Linked DNA regions of Homo sapiens: region 1 is linked to region 2. Evidence: chromatin loops called from intact Hi-C (ENCODE). Cell type or tissue: endothelial cell of umbilical vein. All regions are shown on one strand. Each heading gives the region's core, and the rest is flanking DNA. Links, peaks and the distances in the headings are about the cores only.

What was found. A loop is a pair of places that touch in the nucleus more often than their neighbours do. Peaks named below come from ENCODE experiments on the same cell type or tissue, not always from the same donor. Only the 100,000 strongest peaks of a DNase experiment are listed, where the experiment ranks them.
Region 1: it touches region 2 in a loop (10-fold over the local background); 71 of 110 quality-filtered maps call a loop at or near these places.

The regions. Positions count from the first base shown.
Region 1 is chr11:118,593,836-118,596,739 of GRCh38, forward strand. All of the region lies in intron 8 of ARCN1 (archain 1 coat protein complex I subunit delta), which reads left to right. It also overlaps the pseudogene RNU6-1157P. Among named protein-coding and RNA genes, the nearest start is that of PHLDB1, 12 kb to the right of the region's middle. In endothelial cell of umbilical vein, for the core only: a CTCF peak has its summit at 1,382 (motif pointing right); a DNase peak (open chromatin) is centred at 1,406.
Region 2 is chr11:118,658,294-118,661,197 of GRCh38, forward strand. TREH (trehalase) reads right to left here. Exons shown (of 15, transcript NM_007180.3): 8 at 2,867-2,904; 9 at 2,573-2,622; 10 at 2,246-2,440; 11 at 1,454-1,671; 12 at 1,077-1,188; 13 at 612-724; 14 at 387-440; 15 at 1-148. Among named protein-coding and RNA genes, the nearest start is that of MIR6716, 16 kb to the left of the region's middle. RefSeq lists enhancers at 139-688, 347-641, 689-1,238. In endothelial cell of umbilical vein, for the core only: a CTCF peak has its summit at 1,359 (motif pointing left); a DNase peak (open chromatin) is centred at 1,318; H3K27ac peaks cover 372 bases.

The sequences.
Region 1 (2,904 bases), core at 178-2,677, 64 kb before region 2:
ATACAAAAGGCTGCATGTTATGTGATTCCACTTCTTTGTCTTTCTGGAAAAGGTAATACTATTGAATAAAAATGAGGAGGTAGAGAAGAAGGTACTTCACTTCAGAGGGGCACAAGGGAACTTTTGGGAATGATAGGAATGTTCTAGGACTTGTGTTTGCTTTGGCAGCACAGGTACTAAAATTGGAACCATACAGAGAAGATTAGCATGGGCCCTGTGCAAGGCTGACATGTAAGTTATGAAACATTTCATATTTATAAATAAGTAAAGCAAGGAAATTGTTTTTTTGAGACAGAGTCTCACTCTGTCACTGGAGGTCACTGGCACGATCTCAGCTCACTGCACCCTCCACCTCCCAGGCCCAGGCTATCCTCCTGCCTCACCCTCCCGAGTAGCTGGGACTACAGGCGCACACCACCACGCTTGGCTAATTTTTGTATTATTTGTAGGGACGGAGTTTTGCTGTGTTGTGCAGGCTGATCTCAAACTCCTGAGCTCAAGTGATCTGCCCGCCTCGGCCTCCCAAAGTGCTGGGATTATAAGCGTGAGCCACCACACCCAGCCAAGAATTGCTCTGTGACTTGATTGTGGTGGTGCTTACTGCATACACTTGTTGAAATACATTGAGCACTTGGAAGGGATGGATTTTACTGACTTTAAAACCAAATTGAACAAGCCAGTTGTAGATCTGGAGCTGTTTTTATTTATTTATTTATTTTTTATTTTTATTGGAGACTGAGTTTCACTCTTGTTGCCCAGGCTGGAGTGCAATGATGTGATCTCGGCTCACTGCAACCTCCACCACCTAGGTTCAAGTGATTCTCCTGCCTCAGCCTCCCGAGTAACTGGGGTTACAGGCATGTGCCATCATGCCCAGATAATTTTTGTATTATTAGTAGAGACGGGGTTTCACCATGTTGGCCAGGCTGGTCTCAAACTCCTGACCTTAGATGATCTGCCCGCCTTGGCCTCCCAAAGTGCTGGGATTATGGGCGTGAGCCACCGCACCTGGCTATTTTTATTTTTATTTTTTTGAGACAGTCTCACTCTGTCAGCCAGGCTGCAGTGCAGTGGTGCAACCTTGGCTTACTGCAACCTCCACCTCCCAGGTTCAAGCGATTCTCGTGCCTCAGTCTCCCAAGTAGCTGGGATTACAGGCGTGTGCCACCACGCCCAGTTAATTTTTGTATTTTTAATAGAGATGGGGTTTCACTATGTTGGCCAGGCTGGTCTCAAACTCCTGTCCTCAAAATGATCCACCTGCCTTGGCTTCCCAAAGTGCTGGGATTACAGGCGTGAGCCACTGCACCTGGCCTGGAGCTGTTTTTAGATGTTGGTCCTCAGCTTGTTTGTGTAGTAATGAAGATTTCCAGAAGGAGGAGCCATTTGTCAGTCAAACTTTCTGTTTTGCAGGTTTCAAAGAAATTGAGTCTATCGGGCTGAATGTTTCATTTTCACGTGCTAGTCTCTAAACTTTCACTAAAGATGAGAGTGTGTTCAAGGGAACTGTTGATTCTTGTTGAACAAGATGTCTACATTAGTTACAGTAAATTTCCTAACAGCCCTTTTGGAGCATAATTTATATACAATAAACTACACATATTTTAATTGTATAATCTTGACATGTTTACACTTGTGAAACCACCACCATAATCAAGATAACAAAAATGTCATGTCAACCCCAGAAGTTGAGTTCCAATAAGCTTTTGTTGTACACTTAAATGGCCCACTATCTAGGATCAACTGGAAATGGTCTCTACCTTATCTTTTTAGTAACATTTACAGTGAGCATGCAGTTATTACTTCACAGTAAATCCTAGCTCCTTTCACCTACCCATCAGCCCTCATGATTAAGCACAATGTTTAATTATGAGCACCAGTAAGTGTATTCTTAGTGTATCTTTACTGTTATGTCGCTCAGTTATTGCTGCAGAGAAAATGGTACTAATTTGCCAGGCGCAGTGGCTCACGCCTGTAATCCCAGCACTTTGGGAGGCCGAGGCGGGCGGATCACGAGGTCAGGAGATCGAGACCATCTTGGCTAACACAGTGAAACCCCGTCTCTACTAAAAATACAAAAAATTAGCTGGGCCTGGTGGCGGGCGCCTGTAGTTCCAGCTACTCCGGAGGCTGAGGCAGGAGAATGGTGTGAAGCCGGGAGGCGGAGCTTGCAGTGAGCTGAGATCGCGCCACTGCACTCCAGCCTGGGTGACAGAGCGAGATTCCGTCTCAAAAAAAAAAAAAAGTACTAATTTAATTCATAGTTTTCTTCCCTTTTTGATAATTCAAGCCTTTACATTATCAGGTCTGGTTTTAGTCATTCTTGTTTCCAATTTTAAAAATATACTTTATTACCAGTATCCCCTTTAATGGGTAACCATCTTATCCTCTACAGTATGGTTATTGCTTCAGAACAATAGATGGCTGCCTTGAACTGTTGTAGGACTTGGGTGTTGGTGACAGGTAGAGTTTTGTTTGTCAAGATTTAGTTTACTAGACTATTTATAGAATGCTACAATTTTGAGGCCTGTCTACCCTATAATTGTGGTTGTGGTGGTTTCCTGTATTCTAGTTCAGTTTTGCAATGGTCTCCAGAAGAGACCCTTACACAACATTTTACTCCCGTTGTCTAGAACTGATCAAATTAGAAGAGATCAGAATCAGAATTAGAGCAAGGGCACAGAGAAGGAACATAAAAGAACCAGGACCCTGAAATTGATAGGGAAGAGTTAATAGTCTTATGCCACCCTTAAAGTTTACTTTGTCTCCCTTATTTACCCTATCCCTAATATAAACATTGAGTGTCACTGGTGAATTAAAAGCTGGTAAATTTAGAATGTGTAGGAGTAGGTGACACTGCCTGTCAGCCGTGTGTAGGGGTGCAGAGTAAATCTTAACTAGCCC
Region 2 (2,904 bases), core at 161-2,660:
ATGGCAGGAGGCTGAGCAGGAGGCTGGGCAGAAGGGTGGCCGCCAGGCAGTGGGGCTCCAGGAAAGCCAGCTTGGCCCCTGAGGTCAGCCGGTCACCATAGCGGTCCAGCAGCATCAGGACCACGCCATTCGTCCAGCCAAATCCCTCCTGGGAGAGGCAGGGCAGTGGGGCCAGTTTCTGGGGAAGCCTCATACCCTTGGTGGGGGCTGTGGGCTCTCTCCCCAGGGGCACTGGCCCTGCCTAACCCCAGCGGTACAGGAAGCACCAGTCAGCTCCTCCCCCGGGCCCACATGCAGGTGAGCACACTGAGGCCTGGGGCGGGGGTCATGAGCAGCAGAGTTCAGGAGTTCCCTGGTGTTGGCCAGCCCACCCCTGGCCTGCTCACCTGAACTTCATATTCTCCTCCCCCACCGGGCTGTCCACCGTTGCTGACGTCATACTGGGGACAAGCGGGTGGGCTGTATGTCAGGTACTGCCCCCCAGCTCCAGGAACAACAAACAACCAGAGCCCCTGGGGAGAAGCTGCTCTGCCTGCCCAGCAGCCCCTGCAGTGCTCAGGAGTGGCCACTGGGACAGCCTGGGGGTGCAGGGAGGGCTTGGGCCAGCTCACCTTCTCATACATGGCTGACTTCTGCGAGTAGACATCAAAATTGGTTCGGATCCAATTCTGAGCCAGCTGGAAAGCCACTTCCTGGGCCCGACGTAAAGGTGCCTTGGCCAGGCCTAGACCCCATTGCAGGCAGGACTCAACCTCCAGGTCTCCCATCCCAGACAGAGCAGTGGCTGCACCCTACTCTCCCCAAGGAGGGAAAGAGGCCTGGGCCCTAAGACTTCCTTCCTGAGACCACAGGCCAAACTGCCCTTAATCGACGGCCCTGGTTTGAAGGGCGAACAGGACTGATTGCACTGGACAGGCTGGGTGGACATAAGTGTCAAGTGGAGGCCAGGAGAGCAGAGGAGCGAGAGAAAGGATACGGGGCCTCTTGTGTCTTTTGTTCATGCCTCCCCAGCACCAGGGAGGCCCACCTCTACACCCTGGGAAGGGTCCTTGGCTGTGTCAGCCCTGCCTCCCTACCTCTGATGACCAGGTCCTGCAGGGGGGCCCAGGCATTGGGGAAATCCCACTGCTGGCCTGTCTTCTGGAGAGAGGTCGGGATCCCATACTGGTAAGTCAGGATCCGGTTGTCCTAGAAGGTCCCAGACATTCCCATGACTGTGGGTGGGGCTGGACTGGGAGCCAGGACAGGACGCTGGACCCCGCGGGAAGCCAGACGTCCCCTTCCTGGCTCTTCTTTTCTCGGCTCACAGCTGCCCCCCGGTGGCTCTGGTGGGACCCGCAGGCTGGGACAAGGGGCATAGCCGGAGGAAGCGCCCTCCCCTGCAGGTCCTGTTCAGGGTCGGGAGGGGGCGGTGCTGCCTGCAGTGGACCCGAGCCACCTGCTGTGCCCTCACCTCCAGGTATTTCAGAGCCTTGTCCGCCACGCCAGGGTCAGAGAAACACCCGGCCCAGAGTGGAGTGAGGTTGGATGGGTAAAACTCCCGGTTTTTCTTCTTCTTCTCAAGGTCGTAATCGAACCAGGCTCCGGTCTGCTCATCCCACAGGACTGTGTTCAGGGCGGCCAAGCGCTGCGACCGCAGGATTCTGTACTTCGTGGCCTGGGAGTCGTTCCCTGGGGCAGTGCTGCCTTTAGAGCCAGCAGCCAGTGCCCTGCCTGCTGCCCCAGGCTTTTTTCGTGGTTCTACTTTAGCCTCCCCGCTTTGTGTTTCTCTGCAAAGGCTGAGACACCCTGATGACCAAGGGGATGTGCCGATCTGGAGCCCACCACATTTCTGGCCTATGGCCCCGCACTGCTCCCAGGGAACCACTGGAGCTGATCTGTCCCCAGGGTCTCCAGGGTCTATCCTCCCAAGGGTACTGGCTGGGTGGATTCCCCTAGCTCTTAGGGGGTCAAGGGCAGCTGTCTGAGGGAGAGGGAGTGGAAGGATTTTGGATGCGTGGACTAGGGTTCCCCTCACAGACCCTAGAGACCCTCACAGTAAGAAAGGGAGGAAGAGAGGATTAGGGTTGGCTCCGTTTGTTCTCTTGTCTGGTACGCAAATGTGAGTGCAGGCTTCCACTAGGGCGGGGCTCGACAGGCTAAGTTGCTGAAGGCCTGTCACACAAGGGTCCTACTTCCAGTTCTATTGCCAAGCCTGAGCAGGAAACCAAGCTCCCTGCTTTCCCTTCCCTACTGGGGTGCTCACCCAGCCTGGAATAGAAGTTGCTCATCAGCTCCTCTGCTTGGCATAGGAAGGCATTCAGGTCAACAGGCACCAGTTTGCTTGTTCGGATGCCGCTAAGCGAGTTGGGGTTTGGGCCTCCAATGAGCCAGCGTGAAGAGAAGTCCCAGCCAGACTCAGCCCCAGCCTTGAGCTCAGCCCACAGAGCCTCCCGGTCTCCTGTGAGGACAGAGCAGGGAACCAGCCAGTCCCGGCTGCAGGATAGGCAGCCATTGACAGGAGACCAGAGCCTGACACAGCAGGTGTGCAGCTGCCCTGCCCCCAGCCCTCCCTCACCCTCCTGCTGCTCACCTTCTGGCAAGGTGTCAGCCAACTCCACATCTTTGCTGTAGGACTCAGGCCTGGCAAAGAGGAGAGGTGGGCAGCCTGGCACTAGTAGCTACTAAGCCCCTCTGTGGTCAAGAAGAGGCTGAGCCATCTTGATCCAGCTGCCCTTGGGCCCCACAGCCCAGGATTGCAGAGGGCTCTCGGTGTCACCATCTGAGAGGCCAGGCTAAGTCACTCCTCCTCCTGCCCGGGGCATTGTGATGCTCTAACCAGAGTGAGCAGGTAAGAGATTGAGGGGTGGGCTGCCCAGTTCCTCACCTGGGTCCCCCATAAGGGACATAATAGCGATTCAGGAG